2 separate regions of the Homo sapiens genome follow, and region 1 is linked to region 2. The links are chromatin loops, found by intact Hi-C in ENCODE. Cell type or tissue: heart left ventricle. All regions are shown on one strand. Links, peaks and the distances in the headings refer to the core of each region. The heading gives the core; the rest is flanking DNA.

Evidence for each region. Hi-C counts contacts between places; a loop is a spot of excess contacts. Peaks named below come from ENCODE experiments on the same cell type or tissue, not always from the same donor. Only the 100,000 strongest peaks of a DNase experiment are listed, where the experiment ranks them.
Region 1: a loop joins it to region 2, with 5 times the contacts of the local background. A loop is called at or near these places in 22 of 110 quality-filtered maps.

What each region holds. Positions count from the first base shown.
Region 1 is chr12:132,513,918-132,521,917 of GRCh38, forward strand. The region is part of intron 2 of FBRSL1 (fibrosin like 1); the gene reads left to right. Among named protein-coding and RNA genes, the nearest start is that of FBRSL1, 28 kb to the left of the region's middle. In heart left ventricle, for the core only: no CTCF peak of the experiment used is centred there; no DNase peak of the experiment used is centred there.
Region 2 is chr12:132,156,386-132,166,757 of GRCh38, forward strand. No RefSeq gene overlaps it. Among named protein-coding and RNA genes, the nearest start is that of NOC4L, 17 kb to the left of the region's middle. In heart left ventricle, for the core only: no CTCF peak of the experiment used is centred there; DNase peaks (open chromatin) are centred at 2,566, 3,826, 4,526 and 6,476.

The DNA of each region.
Region 1 (8,000 bases), core at 1-8,000, 360 kb after region 2:
AGCATCCACGCCTGGTGTGTGGGCATCTGCCTGCAGACCCTCGTCCGAGGGCCCCGTCTCTCTGGACCCCTCACTGCAGGTGAATAGCCACAGTCCCTCCCCCAGGCCCTGCCCTGCGTGTTGGAAACACCACCTCCTGGGCCTTCCCCGTTTGCTCATTCGGGATCCTTGTCTGGGCACTGAGGACGATGAGCTCCGCCTCTGTTCTCGCGTCAGGGCTCGGCTCCTCCGTGTGTGGGGAGACAGGCTGGGATAGCATGCTGGGCGACTGTGGTGAGGGCAAAGACACAGAGGGCATGAGTGGGGGGCTGGGGGGGCACCTGGATGTTCAGAGGCCAGAAGGCAGGACTACCCGCAGGTGCCCAAGGGAGACCCAGGGCCGCCCAGAAGTCCAGGGGGAGTCCTGGGGCCTCGGAGGGATCTGAGCAGGGCTGCGGCCTGACCCAGGATCTCTCTGGCCTCCCTGGCGTCTTCCCAGGTGGCCCAGGACCGCAGTACCAGACTGAGCTGGACTGGCATTGACCAGGCCGAGGCCACCGGCCATCCTCCTCCGGCCAGAAGCTGCAGTGATAGGGGACATCCCTAGCAGTTCACAAAGCTGTGGGGAGACCCCGAGGGGGAAGGGTTTCCATGCTGAGCCACAGGCCCGGCCACGGTGCAAAGCTGTGGGGGGACTCCGAGGAAGAAGGGTTTTCATGCTGAGCCACAGTCCCGGCCATGGTGCAGGGATTTGGCACGAAGCCTCTCCTAGGGCCGGTACACGACCTAGAGGGCTCCCTGGTGTACCCTGGGACCTGGCAGAGTGCAGCTTCTCATCCAGCAGGGGTGGGTAGGGCCCTGGACTCTCCTAGGGCAGCACTGTTTAATAGGAGTGTTATGTGAGCCACATATAGAGTTAAGAAGAAATAAGTAAAATTCATTTTAATGAAGTATTGCGTTTCACTCCATGTACTTTGAAAATAGTATTTCAACAATGTAATCTATATAAAAATTGTCACATCTTTTTTACTCTTTTTTTTGTAGAGTCTGGGAAAGCCAGCAGGTGTTTTACATTTACAACACTTGAGTTTAGACTGGCAGCTTCTGCGCCCAATAACCACAAGGCTGACAGCAGGGAGGTGTGGGGGGTCCAGAACAATATACCCTCTGTGAGTGCTTATCTCATGCCCATGCTGTTCCCAGGCGCCTGCTGTCTGTCTCCTCATCCTCTACCTCATCGGCTCTATGGTTTGAGGCCAGACCTCATGCATCAGGCCAGAGTGTCCTGCCGAGACCCAGGATGCACCCCTCACTTGGCACAGACAAACCAGACACACCAGCTTCTGTCTTTCCCCATTTCAGTGGGTGAACCTGGAACCACCCAGATGACTGGGCTAGAAGTTGACAGTCATTCTCCTCTCCTCACTCCCCTGTCCTCCCACCCAGCACACCCAGCCAGGCAGGTCCTTAGCTTCCACCTCCTGAATCTCTGACCTGAATTTCACTAGAAAATAAGGAATACTACGTCAAAATTTATGGGATGCAGCTAAAGCAATCCTTAAAGGAAAACTAGCTTGTGCTTATATGGGAAAAGAAGAAAGGTCTAGAATCTTAAGGTTTTACCTTAAGAAACCAAAAAAAAAAAAAAATGGAAGGTTTGTAAACCTATAAAGGAAAGCCATAGTATAGACAAGAACAGAAATACAGAAATTAATGAGGCAGGCCAGGTGCGGTGGCTCACGCCTGTAATCCCAGCACTTTGGGACCCCAAGGAGGGTGGATCACTTGAGGTCAGGAGTTCAAGACCAGCCTGGCCAACATGGTGAAACCCGTCTCTACTAAAAATACAAAAAATTAGCCAGGCACGGTGGCGCACACCTGTAGTCCCAGCTGCTTGGGAGGCTGAGGCATGCCAATCACTTGAACCCAGGAGGTGGAGGTTGCAGTGAGCTGAGATCACGCCACTGCACTCCAGCCTGGGCAACAGAGTGAGACTCCGTCTCAAAAAAAAAAAAAAAAAAAAAATTAATAAGGTAGGAAACAGACAATAGAGGAAATGAACAATGCCAAAAGGTGTTTTCAAAGTTGAGAAATCCCTAGCTAGATCAATCAGAAAAAGAAAACACAAATTATGAATATTAGGAACAAAAGGGGAAATATCATTACAGGCACTATAGACACGAAAAAGGTGAAATGGGGACAATTTTATTCCAACAAATTCAACAGCTTAGGTGAAGTGGGCAAATTACTTGGAAAACAAAACTGACACAAGATGAAATAGATAATCCGAATAGTCTTTTTTTTTTTTTTTTGAGATGGAGTCTTGCTCTATCACCCAGGCTGGAGTGCAGTGGCACAATGTTGCGCAAGCTCTGCCTCCCGGGTTCAAGCAGTTCTCCTGCCTCAGCTTCCTGAGTAGCTGGGATCACAGGCAAGTGCCACCACGCCCAGCTAATTTTTGTATTTTTAGTAGAGATAGGGTTTCACCATGTTGGCCAGGCTGGTCTTGAACTCCTGACCTCAGGTGATCCACCCACCTCGGCCTCCCAAAGTGCTGGGAACAGGCGTGAACCACCACGCCCGGCTTAGATAATCTGAAGAGTCTTACATCTGTTAGATGGAGTTTCTGGATGTCCACGTTTTCTGTCTTCAGTGCCACCTCCCCCAGCCTGCTCAGCACCCTGTCGCCAGCCTAGCCTAACACTTGAAGTCTTTTCTGATCGTACCAGGCACATTTCCACCAGTTAACATGCATCAGCTTGTTTAACTGCAACCCTGTAACTATTCCCATTTGCCGGATGAGGATGCTGAAGAAAAAAAGCCGCCTGTAAATAACTTGCCCAAGGTTCACACAGTGAGCAGCTGGACCAGGATTCAAGCCCAGCGGCTTGGCTTTGTTGTGGAATCTGTACCCTGGGCCATTACCTGGAGGGCAGCTTTCTGGGCCTCAGTTTTCCTGTCTGTAAAACGGGGATGTTACTAAATAGTTCATTTGTTTTCGGGTTGTTGAGATGATAAAATGAGCTAACATGCAAGGTTTGTACTGTCTACATAGCTGCCATGATGATATCGATTCCTGCTTTTATTATTATGAATTCTCAGAGTAATTTCTCCCGCCTCCTGGGCCCAGCCTGGCTGGTTTGAGGCCCAGACGCTAGAGGCTTATCTTTGTCCCGGTTGCCAGGCAAGGGTCCTCCTGTGCAGGGCCTGTGGAGAGAGGCACTCAGTTAATCAGTGCCTTAGACACTGGGCCTGGGCCTGCCACCTGCAGGGAGCAGCAGGCTGGGTCACAGGGTCCTAGAGCTTCCTCCCACCTGACAGGGCCCTCCTACAAACCAAGAGTTGGTCCAGGGGAAGGGGCCACTCAGGAGGGCTGGGGGCCACGCCGGCCAGGGTGCTGTTAGGTGGGAGTGGAAGAGGAAGGCTGAGCACCTGGGCCTAGCAGGCACTGCTCCCCACAGCCTGGGGCTAGCCGTTCCGGGGCGAGCATGGCCACCTCTGCTTTCCCAGCCTCACTCTGGTCGGGAAGGCTCTTCCGACTGGCATCCATTTTGTACTTTTGGTCATTCCGCCCCTGTTCTGGGCCTGGGGCTGCAGTGACAAACAAGACAAGTGACCGTGCTGCCCTCGAGAAGTTAAACTATAACTGGGACAACAGCAGAGCGGGTGGAGACTGTTCTGAGTGTGAGCACAGCTGTGCCTGGGAAGGAGAGAAGGCACCGTTAGACCAGGCGGTCAGGGAAGAGCGCTCTGGGTAGAGGGTGTAGCCACCCAGGCCTCTGGTGGCGTGTGCCTGAGGAGCCGAGCGGGCATGGGGTGGGCAGACAGGGCTAAGGAGGGGCCTGGTCTCATACAGAGGGAAACCACTGAGGGTTTTAAGCCAGGGAACAACGTGAGCTCCTGTGTTTTTACAAACTCGTGGGGGAGGCAGCACGGTTGTGGGGGTGGTGGCGCCTGTCGGGAGGCTGCTGCAGCCGTTCAGGAGGGGGTGGCAGTGGCTTGAATTAGGTCATTCTTCTGTTGGACAGGGCGCCAACTGAGCAAGACCAAGTGATGCAGCCCAGGCGGCAAATGTGGTGGAGCCAGGAGTCCAGTGGCCCCAACTCCAGAGCTGGCGGCACACACCTGCTGGAGTCCACTCTGACACAGCATAGCTGCTGTTCCCACCCCTCCTCCGGCACACAGGACTGCACAGGCAGGGCCTTGCAGACACTTACCTGCACTTGCCCACACACACTAGTGTCCCCAAGAGCCTGCTGGCAACGCACTTCCTAGGCCTTAACTCAGCCAGCATCCCTCATATCATCTGTAGTGTATCTCATCCATCCATCCACCCATCTGTCCATCATCCACCTGTCTGTCCATCCATCCACCCATGCATCTACCCATGCATCCATCATCCACCCATCTGTCCATCCAGCCACCCATGCATCTGTCCATCCACCCACGCATTCATCATCCACTCATCTGTAGTGTATCTCATCCATCCATCCACCTGTCTGTCCATCCATCCACCCATGCGTCCATCATCCACCCGTCTGTAGTGTATCTCATCCATCCATCCACCCGTCTGTCCATCCATCCACCCATGTGTCCATCCACCCATCTGTCCATCCATCCACCATGCATGCATGCATCCATCCATCCATCCACTTGTGCATCCATCCATCTACCCATCTGGCCATCCATCCACCCATCTGTCCATCCATCCACCCGTCTATCCATGCATCCACCCATCTACCCATCTGTCCATCCACCCGTGCATCCATCCATCCACCCATCTGTCCTTCCATCCACCCATCTGTCCATCCATCCACTCAGGCATCCATCATTCACCCCATGCATCCATCCACCCATACATCCACACATCCATCCATCCACCCATCTACCTGTCTGTCCATCCATCCACCCATGCATCCACCCATCTACCCGTCCATCCATCCACCCATGCATCCATCATCCACCCATCTGTCCATCCAACCACCCATGCATCTATCCATCCACCCACCCACCCGTCTGTCCATCCATCCACCTGTCTGTCCATCTATCCACCCATGCACCCATTCATCTACCTGTTTGTCCATCCATCCACCCATGCATCCATCCATCCACCCATCTGAATCACAATAGAAGAAGGTGGAGCAGCGTACTGGAGTGTCCCGCACTGGGCGGGCAGTACCCTGCTCCCTGACACTGTGCTGACTCAGGGAACACTTGGTCTCTCCCAAACATTGCCTGAGTCCCTGTTTACTGTGTCTGCCTGTGCTAGGTAGGCAAGGATAAAAGACAGCCCCGCCCACTGGATGCTTACAGTCTACTGAAGAGAGACACAGAAACAAGCAACCCCACTTCTCTTTTAGAGAGACACTTAGGGGACTGTGGGAGCCTGGAGGAGCTCTTTACCTAGCCTGGTTGGCATGTGGAGTGAATGGAGTGTCAGGAACGGTTTCAGGAAGAAGCAGGGCCACAGCCATACTGCGTGGTGTTAGCCTGGAGGAGGGGATGGCATGCTTTGCTAATACCAGGGTCCTGGAGACAGACAACAGAGTTTCCCTCATTCTGGAGCTTCTGACTCCCCACTCCCAACTCTGAGAGTCGTTCTCCTTCCCATAGGCTATGCAGTCTCATACAGCTGGGCTGCAGTGCCACACCTCACCAGTAGGTGCTGCCTTCAGCTCAATGTGACTCCAGCCTGAGCTTCGAGCTGTGGGTGCTAAGAAGTGGCTACCCCTGGCTGGGCGCGGTGGCTCACGCCTGTAATCCCAGCACTTTGGGAGGCCAAGGCAAATGGATCACGAAGTCAGGAGTTCAAGACCAGTCTGGCCAAGATGGTGAAACCCCATCTCTACTAAAAATACAAAACTTAGCTGAGTGTGGTGGCAAGTGCCTGTAATCCCAGCTACTAGAGAGGCTGAGGCAGAGAATCGCTTGAACCCGGGAGGCAGAGGTTGCAGTGAGCCAAGATCTCACCACTGCACTCCAGCCTGGGCAAGACTCTGTCTCAAAAAAAAAAAAAAAAAAAGTGGCTACTCTTCCAGTCTGAGGGTTGTAGGTTGAGTATGTGTGGAAGAGAGCCCAGAGGCTGTGCAGGCAGCGTGTATGGGTGGTGAGGAAGTTGGGCCCCTCTTCCAGTGCCCCCACCAGCAGGTACACAGCCTTCCTCGCACTCCTCCAGCACCCCCTCCTTGCACCCCTCCAGCACACCCTCCTTGCACACCTCCAGCACCCCCTCCTTGCACCCCTCCAGCACACCCTCCTTGCACCCTCCAGCAACCCTCCTTGTACCCCTCCAGCACACCCTCCTTGCACCCCTCCAGCACACCCTCCTTGCACCCTCCAGCAACCCTCCTTGCACACCTCTAGCACACCCTCCTTGCACACCTCCAGCAGCTGTGGGAGAGCTCCCTTTCCCTGGCTGCTCCTGCTGTCTGGGACGCTCCCCAGGGCTCTCCCATCTCTTTCTTTGCAGATGGCAATTTTCCCGAGGCAGCCCCTGCTCAGGTTGACCCCGGAACTGGGTCACTTCCTTTCCCCATCAGGCTCACCTTAGGAGTACAAGTTCTGGAGCAGCACCAGTGACTGCCACAAAGCCCCTGCCCTCCAAACGCCCGAGGGTGGGGACAACAGTCCACAAAACAGAGCAGGATGCAGTCGCTGGTGTCACGTGCTGTGGGTGCGGCATCGGCTCCTCCCGACCAGGGACATGAGCCCAGCCCCCAGGAGGTAGCAGCAGGGGACTGTGGTAGGGCTGAAGGCAGGGCGTAGCATCTGCCTGCAAGTCCCTGTGGCCTGGGCAGGTTCGGGACAGAGGGGCCCCAGAGTCGGGCTCTGCTCTTGCTGAATGTGAGGGGCCCATAGTCATCATCCATGGCTCAACCAGGCCTGGGGACACTGTGAGGGCTCTGGGACTGTCCCTTCGGGAGCGAAGGCAGCGGAGAGAGGTACCACCCACCCACAGTTGTGCCAGGCACCTGCTCTCAGGATTCGGGGACGGCTTTGTGGGCTCCCAAAACAGGCAGGAAACCAGGACCAGCTGGGAGCTGGTAGGGACTGTGGGAGGTGGGGAAATGGAGTGTTGTGGACGAAAGCAGCCACTCCCTCTTTGCCCTGCCCTGCCCTGCCCTGAGCCAGGGAGCTGGACACCCACTGCAGTCCCCTGAGGCTGCTCAACCTTGGTGGGTGGGGAACTTGGAAAGTCTCAAGTCTGGACCCATGACATCCAGTCCCTGGGGGAGGCCCAGGAGTCCTGAAAGCTCCCCGAGGGAGCACTGTTTGCACTGGGCCAGGAGCCATGTTCTAGGGGCTCAGCTCCTTAAGAGGAAGCGGGAGCTGCGAGGAGGAGGGAGCGCAGGCTGTGGGGCTGGGGCAGGGGTGCGCTGTGTCCACACTCATTTCCACTCAGACACGGATGGCGGCAGCTCCGCCTCTGCATACCTGTGCTCCATTTCTGCAGGGGCGTCGCGTTCCCGTCTCCTGCTGGAACTGTGGCCCAGCCCAACTAGGGGGTGTGGGGGCCTGACCTCTGCCCCATCTCCCAGGGGGCCTGTCCTTGGCCTGGCAGGTCTGAGGAAGCCGTAGGCCCCTTCTCAGGGTTCTCCAGGGTCTGCATTAGAACAGCAGCCCAGGCAGCCCCCGACTCTCACCCTCGCTCCCAGGCCTGCAGGTGCAGAGGCTGGAGGCATCGTGGCCGGCCAGTCTCAGTTCATGCCCCTGTAGGATAGTCCTTGTCTGAATGTGATGCCATGGGATGGGGTGTGAGAGTCGCCCTGGTGTGATCCGATTGGTGTGAGACTTCACCAGGGCTGCAGAGTATGGCTGTCAGAGTTGTGCACTGCACCGCTCCAGGGCTGCCATTCCCACCGTGCCGTATGTAGTGCGTGCATTTGCCCTGACCATTGCACATTCCCCGGGAGGGCACCTTCTGCTCAGTTTGCACAAGAGGACACGGGGGCTGGTGTGGGGCCTCTTGGGTGCTCCACTTTGGGCGGGGCCTGCGCAGGACAGTGCGTGCTTAGAGCCTT
Region 2 (10,372 bases), core at 2,373-10,372:
ACACACTACACTACACACACCACTACACACACACCACTGCATACACACTACATACACCACTACACACACTACACACACTACACACACTACACACACAACCACTACACACACACTACACGCACACACTACACACACAACCACTACACGTACCACTACACACTACACACAACCACTACACACACCACTACACACACACCACTACATACACCACTACACACACCACTACACACACCACTACACACACTACACGCACAGTACACACACTACACACACAACATACAAACCACTACACACACTACACACACCACTACACACACACTACACACACCACTACACACACACACTACACACACTACACACACACCACTACACACCACTGCATACACACCACTGCATACACCACTACACACACCACTACACGCCACTACACACTACACACACCACTACACACAACACACAACCACTACACACACACTACACACACCACTACACGCACACACTACACACACCACTACACACACTACACACAACCACTACACACACCACTACACACGCACCACTACACACACGCACCACTACACACTACACACACACCACTACACACACACCATTACACACTACACACACCACTATGCACACACATACACACCACTACACACACATTACGCTACACACACACTACACACACTACAGGCACACACTACACCACTACACACACACTACACACATTACACACACTACACACTCCACTATGCACACACTACACATACACCACTACACACACACCATTACACACACTACACACACCACTACACGCACACACTACACACACCACTACACACACACAGCATTACACACACTACACACACCACTACACGCACACACCATTACACACACACTACACACACCACTGCACACACTACACATACACACCACTACACACACCATTACACACACACTACAAACACCACTACACACACACTACACACACACCACTACACTACACACACCACTATGCACACTACATACACACACCACTACACTCACACACCATTACACACACACTACACACACCACTACACACCACTACACACACACCATTACACACACACTACACACACCACTACACACCACTACACACACACCATTACACACACACTACACACACCACTACACACCACTATGCACACACTACACACACACCATTACACACACACTACACACACCACTACACACACACTACACACACACACCACTATGCACACACTACACATACACACCACTACACACACACCATTACACACACACTACACACACCACTACACACACATTACACTACACACACCACTACACACTACACACACACCACTATGTACACACTACACATACACACCACTACACACACCATTAGACACCACTACACACACACTACACACCACTACACACTACACACACACCACTATGCACACACTACACATACCACTACACACACACCATTACACACACACTACACACACTACACACTACACACACACCACTACACACTACACACACCACTATGCACACACTACACATACACGCCACTACACACACCACTACACACACGCAACACACACCACTATGCACACACCACTACACACACTACACACACCACTACACTACACACACACCACTATGCACACTACACATACACACCACTACACACACACACCATTACACTACACACACCACTACACATCACTACACCCACACCATTACACACACACTACACACACACTACACACACACTATGCACACTACACATACATACCACTACACGCACACACCATTACACACACACTACGCACACGACTACACACACTACACACACACTACTACACACACTACACACATCACTATGCACACACTATACATACAGACCACTACACACTACACACACACACCACTACACACACTACACACACACACCACTATGCACACACTACACATACACACCACTACACACACACCATTACACACACACTACACACACCACTACACACACACTACACACACACACACCACTACACGCACACCACTACATACACCACTACGTACACACACCACTACATGCACACACCACTACACACACACACCATTACACACACACACCACTACATGCGCACACACACACGCGCACACGCAGGCCCTGGGCCCCCACCCACCTTCCTCAGCGCCCTCCCTGCACGTGTGACGCGGTGGCCCCCAAAATGCCTCTGACCCTGCCTGGTCTTCCTAGATGTTCTGCACCAGCTTTGCTGGTGTTTTCAGGGTGCCTACGGGGACCCCTCATCCCGCAGCCTTCACAGGGGGTGGGGTTCACTCCTCGGATCTCACGGGGGCTAACGTGTCCCCCGGAAAGAGATGTCCCCGTCCTGGCCCCCAGCATCGGCGAGTGGACCTTATTTGGAAATAGGGTCTTTGCAGATTAAGGAGCCAGCTGAGATCATCCTGCATTCAGGGTGGGCCATCAGTCCGGTGGCCGGTGTCCTAGTCAGAGGCGTGAAGAGGAGGGCGGAGGCCGGAACTATCCATCGGCTCCGAGGGTGGAGCAGGGGCCTCTGGGAGCTGGAAAAGGCAGGAATGGGTCCTCCCTGAGTCTCTGAGGGCCCCGCCTGCCCACACCTGCCCATATTTGCCCCAACCTGCCCACACCTGCCTCAGGACAGCATCTCGGTCTCCTGGCTGCCAGACTGTGATGAAGATGCATGGTTCTAGGCCACTGGCTTGTGGTGACTTGTTGCATCAGCTGTGGGGAGCTCACACGGTAGCGCCTGTCTTGGGGGGTGCTGGGCGGGTGACCTTCAGGAGACCCCTGGGGCCCCGCTGCCCTCCCAATGCCTCCAGTCCCAGTGTCTCTGTGGTGGCATCCTGTGCTGAGGATGGTGCCTCGCGGAGCCTCCACTGCCCCTGTGTGCTCCGCACCACGTCTGTCTCGATGGCGCCCCTCGAAGACCTCGGGAAGCTCCCCGTTCGCTGTGGCCCCCCGGGGTCTGTCCCCTGCAGCACTGTTCTCTGGGGGCTCGTGGTCCGAGTTCTGATACTGCAGGTGGCAGGTCCCCTGAAGGCATAGTCAGAGGCTTTGCTCTGGGCTGGCATGGAGGTATGGGCGTGGCGGGGTGTGGCTGGGCGTGGAGGGGCATGGAGGTGTGGGCAGGGCATGGAGATGTGGGCGGGGCTGGGCGTGGAAGGGCGGGGTGTGGAGGTGTGGGCGGGTTGGGCACCTCTGGGGGTTCTGGGAAGACTCGTTGCTGACTTCTTTGGGCTCCAGAGTCTGCTGTGCTCCTGGGCTCTGGCATGGTCCCTTGCTTGTCACCCCGACCTCTGCTGCTGCGGCCACTGCTCCCTCTGCCTCTCCTGCCTCCATCCTGTAAGGACCATGTGATGAACTGGGCCGGGGTCATCCAGGAGGACCCCCTGCTAGACCCTCAGCCGGTCTCACCTGCAGAGTCTCTTCTGCCCCGTGGGGGACACAGCCACGGGCTCTGGGGAATGAGATGTGAACAGATGGGGCTGGCAGCAGGTGTGATTGGACCTGGGACTGAAACAGCATTGTTCTCTTCTCGCCTCTCTCGGCCCCTTTTCCTTCTTTCATTCGTTTCCCCAGAGCTTGGGCAGTGCTCACGTGGGTGTCTAGGCAGCCGCCCATGCCCACGCTGGGCGAGCCCTCTTCACCCCAGCTGGGGAGTGCTCTGCCAGGTCCACCCTGCTCCCAGCTCTGCTCAGCATGCTGGCCGATTGCTGTCTGGGCCACTCAGGCACGTGACAGTGTCGGGGAAGGAGCTGTGAACTGCCACAGACAGTGCTCCCCGAGGCCCGACGGGCTTTGCTGCTTGGGACAGCTGGTGAGTGGCTGAAGCCCTACTGGCTGGCAGGCAGACGGGGAGGCGGTGGCGCGGTGCTGGGCTGATCCTGCTGTCATTCTAGTCCAGTGGTTCCGGCTGCATGAGAGAATGGAAACTGGGTAGATAAGAGGAAAAAGTAATGAAGAGATAACGGTGCGGGGGCCACGGGACCAGGCATCCTCTTCCAGATCTGCAGGCCCTGAGCCCAATGGAACCGGCAGAAAGCGAGGGGGTGGAGTGGGTGGGCTCGGGGGGCTCTGTCGGGGTCTCCTGGAAACCAGGGGACAGAGGGTCCAGCCCAGGGTTGCAGCACCCTCAGGACAGGCTGGGAGCTTCTTCACAGAGGTGGTGGGGGGACTGTCCCTGGTGGGACAGCCTCGTCCCCTTCCCTGTCAGCCCTTCAGGAAGTCCGGAGAGGCAGTGTCCACTGTCCCAGTGCGTGCGGCACGGTGGCGTGAGAGTTCACAGCCCAGTGCCCTCCGCCTGTCCTTGCAATACCTGTGCAAGGTGTGATCAAGAAGGAAGAGCCGGGTGCTGGCAGGTTCCCCCAGCTGGTGTCGGAGGACAGCCAGGCTCAGGAGCCCTGCGTGCCCATGTGGGAAGTGCCTGACAGCCCCACAGACGGGGCGGTGGAAGCAAGGCAGGCTGGATGGTGGCAGGACCTGGTGGCAGGACCTGGTGGCCAGAGGGGCCCGGAGACAGGGAGTGATCTTGGGACCGACTGTCCTCCTCCCACATTCCCCCAGCTCCTGGCCCCCTCTGGCCGAAGCCCCCGCCCTTCCCGTTCCCTGGGCCCTCATCTCTTCTCCTGCTGGCCGCCTCCCACCAGGCCTGCTCCACCGCAGGCCCTCCCCTGAGAGCTTCCCGCAGTCTCCAGCCTCAGATCCCGGCAAAAAGATTCCGTGTGGTGACCCCTGACCCCACCGATAAAGATGCTGCGGCCTCCAGCATCCTGGCTCTGCCCTGGACCCAGCTCCTCCCCACTCAGTTCCTCCCCACTCAGCTCCTCCTCCCTTAGCTCCTCCTCCCTCAGCTCCTCCTCGCTCAGCTCCTCCCCACTCAGTTCCTCCTTCCTCAGCTCCTCCCCACTCAGCTCCTCCTCCCTCAGCTCCTCCTCCCTCAGCTCCTCCTCCCTCAGCTCCTCGTCCCTCACCTCCTCCTCCCTCACCTCCTCCTCCCTCAGCTCCTCCTCCCTCAGCTCCTCCTCCCTCAGCTCCTCAGCTCCTCCTCCGTCACCTCCTCCTTCCTCAGCTCCTCCTCCCTCAGCTCCTCCTCCCTCAGCTCCTCCTCACTCAGCTCCTCCGCCCTCAGCTCCTCCCCACTCAGCTCCTCCTCACTCAGCTCCTCCTCCCTCAGCTCCTCCTCCCTCAGCTCCTCCTCTCTCAGCTCCTCCTCAGCTTCTCCTCCGTCACCTCCTCCTTCCTCAGCTCCTCCTCCCTCAGCTCCTCCTCCCTCAGCTCCTCCTCCCTCAGCTCCTCCTCCCTCAGCTCCTCCTCACTCAGCTCCTCCCCACTCAGCTCCTCCCCACTCAGCTCCTACTCCCTCAGCTCCTCCGCCCTCAGCTCCTCCTCACTCAGCTCCTCCCCACTCAGCCCCTCCTCACTGAGCTGTTCCTCGCACTGGACTCTGCGGCTGGGTCATCACTCCTCCCCACTCAGCCCCTCCCCACTCAGCCCCTCTTCCCTCAGCTCCTCTCCACTCAGCCCCTCCTCACTGAGCTGTTCCTCGCACTGGACTCTGCGGCTGGGTCATCAGAGGCCCTGCCCTGCCCTGCCCTCCACTGCGTGGAGACGCCACATCGTGAGAAAGCCGAAGCCCCACCATGGCTCATGACACCTGCCTCGGTTTTCTCAGCCTGGCTGTCTTGGGACCCCAGCAGCCACCTGAAGCCCCCATTTGGTGGGGCTGCATCCAGCCACCGCCAACCCACAGCATCAAGGAGGGAAGAAAACAGCGTTCCACAGCTCTGCCCTGGGGGCTGTCCTTCCCTGCCCTGGGACGGGAAACATGTGCCCTGCACAGATCCTCTCCTCTCTCCCCTCTCCTCTCTCCCCTCTCCCCTCCCCTCTCTTGTCTCCTCTCCCCTCTCCCCTCATCTTTTCTTTCTTTTTGGCAGACATAGGACACATTCCTCTCTGCTACTCTCAAATCCCCCTCGTCACACATTATTTTGTCACCTGCAGCTTCTGGCCTCCAGAACGACCCCCAGGATGCCCCCGGGCTCACACCGCCTGGCCCTCCCTCATGCCTGGGCTTGGTCGGAACTGCCAACACCTGGCACGAGAGGGTGCAGTGTATCCAGAATCCGGTCCTGAGGTGCTGTCCTGTCCTCCATGCTGTCCCCAGCCACCCCTCTCGGGTCACCAGCCGCCCTGCCGTGAGGAGGCTCGGGGAGGCCCGTGGGGAGGTGGGAGGCAGGTAGGAGCCAGGGAAGCAGCCTCCTGGGCCAGCCTGTGCTCTGCCTGCTTCCTGAGCTGTGGCCACTACAGAGCTGTTTATTTTTATTGATGTGGCAACTGCACTCTGAGGGAAATTACTGTGTTAGGAAATATTTCCCCGCTACCGCAGTCAATTTTGGTTTCATTTAAAATTCAAAAGCGGTGTTGGCCGCCTTCCCAGGCAGTGGGGGCACACAGAGTCCGAGTTGTCCCTGCCCTCCCAGCCCAGCTGGCTCCCGGGCAATGCAGCCACAGCAGACGCCTCATGGAGAGTGGGATCAGCCACCGAAGTCATGGGCAGGGCGGGGGCAGGGGCCCTTCTGAAATTCCTTCCCCAAACCCTCCCATTTGGGCCATGAGGGTGGATGTCGCCTTTTCTGGAAGGCGGGAAGCCCTTGCTGAGCATCCCCTCCATCCCGGTGCTTGGCTGCTGGTGAGCCCTGGCTCCGGAGCCATTGGGAGCTTCCCTGGGCCCTGACCTCACCCATGGCCGCGTCACCTCCCTCACTGTCCCTCCTGCATGTCTGTTCCTCCCCTGACCCTGTCGTTCTGTTTCTAGCCCCAGGTGGCTCCATCCCTAGCTGCCGGGTCCTCCCCACCTGTGGGACCTCGACTCCGCCCTGTGCTGGGCACAGCTCCATCCTGCAGGTCCGAGCCACTTCGACTCCGCCCTGTACTGGGCGCAGCTCCATCCTGCAGGTCCGAGCCACTCCAATGCCTTTTAGTTTCCTTCCCCCAGAAGCATTCTCAGTTGATGCTGGGTCAGAGCTGTCATGCACTGAGCTGCCCGTGGGGAGGGCAGGTGCCCCGCAGGAAGGTGGGGCCCTGCTGCTCTGGCAGAATGGGGGCTGCTCAGGCCAGGGGGTATAGGGGCTGCAGGACGCCCCCCAGGACGGGTGCCTGGCCTGCCCCAGAGGAGCAGCATCACCTGAGCTCGCACCTGTGCCCTTGCCACCCTGCGTGGGCTGCCCCTGCCATGTGAGCTCCTCTCCCTGCTCTACACATATTTTAAAGGACAGGTGAGTAACCAAAAACCAGGTAGGTGCTGTGCAGAGCCAGGATGTGTGGCCCAGCCCTGAACCACGCTCACTTGCAGGCTGCCCAGGGTCCCCTGGGCGCAGGTCACCCACATAATGGGGCCCGCATCGGGGCGCAGAGGGTGACACCCCAGCCTCCAGGAAGGTGCCTCATGGGTGGCTCAGCCCTGGTTAGCCCCATGGCTAACAAAGCCAGGAATTACCGCAGAGCCTGGGCGTGCAGGTGGCACGGCCTCTGGAATTTGGTTTTGTCCTGTCACTAACTGGATAAATGGCCCAGCAGTCTCACCGTGTTCGTACTGTTAAAGAAGAGTCGCTGGGCTCCCGGCTGCTCAGGGACGTGCCGCGTGGCTGCCATCCTGTGGTAATTCCACATCTAATGTGTTCAGGACTCTCCAGACAGTTTTCCACAGTGGGTGCACCATTGACATCCCACCAGCAGGGCACAAGGGTCCAAGTTCTCCACATCCCCGCCAGCACTGGTCCCTTCCATCTCTCTCTGTCTCTCTCAATCATCTCTCTCCCCTATCTCTCTATCTCTGTGATCTCTCTATCATATCTGCTATCTATTCTATCTCTCTACCTATCTCTATTTGTCTATTTCAATCTATTACTTACCTGTCTGCCACATCTATCTATATTGATGATCTCTATCCTATGTCTATCATCTATATTCATTGATCAATCATATATATCTGTATCATTTATCTATCTGTATCTGCCACTTAGCTAATCTATCACTTACCCATCCATCCACCCATCCGTCCATCAACCACTCATCCATCCGTTGACCCATCCATCATCCGTCCACCCACCCACCCATCCACCCAGCCATCCATCCATCATCCGTCTACCTAGCCATCCATCTATCCACCCATCCATCATCCATCCAGCCATCCATCCATCATCCATTCATCCACCCATCATCCACACATCCATCCATCTACCCATCCATCTGTTCTGTGCAGGAGATGCGTGAGGGGAGAAGAAAAGACACACAATACCTGTAACGGTAAACAACCTTTATTCCACGTAAATGGCAGTGGAGATATATAATAAGCAAATTGCAATGGGAAGGGGAAAAGGGAAAAAATATATATATATTTATATTATATATTATATATTATATAAATATATATAATGTATGTTATAAATATATAATATATAAATATAGTACATATTTAAATATATATCATATATTTACATATTTAAATATATATCATATATTTACATATTTAAATATATATCATATATTTACATATTTAAATATATATCATATTTACATATATAATATATTTATATATTTATATATATAATGTATATTATATATAATATATAAATATATATTATATATAATATACATTATATATATAAATATATAAATATATGTATTTATATATAAATGTATATTATGTATATTTATATATATAAATGTATATTATGTATATTTATATATATAAATGTATATTATATACATTTATATATATTTATATATGAATGTATATTATACATTCATATATAAATGTATATTATATATGTTTATATATAAATGTATATTATATATATTTATGTATAAATATATAATATATATTATATATTTATATATAAATATATTTAAATATATGTTTATATATAAATATATTTAAATATATATTTATATATATTTAAATACATAAATATATTTAAATATATATTATATATTCATATACATAAATAAATATATTTAAATATATATTATATATATTCATATACATAAATAAATATATTTAAATATATATTATATATATTCATATACATAAATAAATATATTTAAATATATATTATATATATTTATATACATAAATAAATATATTATATATGTTTATATATTTAAATATATTTAAATATATTTAAATATGTATATTTAAATATATATATTTATATATATGTATATTTAAATATATATTTATATATAAATATATAAATATATATAAATATATTTAAATATACATATTTATATATATATTTAAATATATATATATGTATACTCACCAGACTATGGAGGATTCACCACCAGACTGGGAAGCAACAGCCTGGGCTCCAGAGTCGGCTGCCTGTCTGTGCACAGATGGGGAGAGGTCTCATGAATCTTTGGCACGGTCTGGGACCTGAGCTCTTTTTGTAACGAGTTGTTTTTTCATGAGGCCTAGTCACAAGGGCCCTTCGCGACCAGGCTCAAGGAACGCAAAAAGGTCAACTTGTTCTTGCAATTGTCTGTTGTTTTTCAATAACTAATGTATAGGAATAGATTGAAATAGAGATTTCTCTGAAACAGCACTGGATGAATGCCTCAAGGGACTCACACGACCTGTTCCAGGACTTGGTGACCATTGTTAGTTTCCACGTTGAATTTAGTTCAAATTTAATATTTAACTTTTCCTGCACACTATCACCTACCCATCCATCCATTCATTCACCCATCCATGCATCCATCATCCAGCCACCCACCCACCCATCCATTATCCATCCAGCCACCATTCATCCACTCATCCATCCATCCACCCATCACCCACCCATCCATCCATCATCCATCCACCCAGCCATCCGTCATACATTCATTCATCCATCCATCACCCATTCATCCATCCATCCACCCATCAATCCATCCACCCACCCATCCTTCATCCACCCAGCCATCCATCATACATTCTTCCATCTATTCATCCATCCACCCATCCATCCATCCAGCCAGCCAGCCATCCATACATCCACCCACCCACCCACCCATCATCCATCCATCCATCATCCATCCACCCAGCCATCCATCCACCCACCCATCCCTCATCCACCCAGCCATCCATCATACATTCATTCATCCATCCATCCATCCAGCCATCCATACATCCACCCACCCACCCACCCATCATCCATCCATCCACCCACCCACCCATCATCCATCCATTCACCCATCCATCCATCCACCCACCCATCCATCATACATTCATCCATCCATCCATTCACCCATCCATCCATC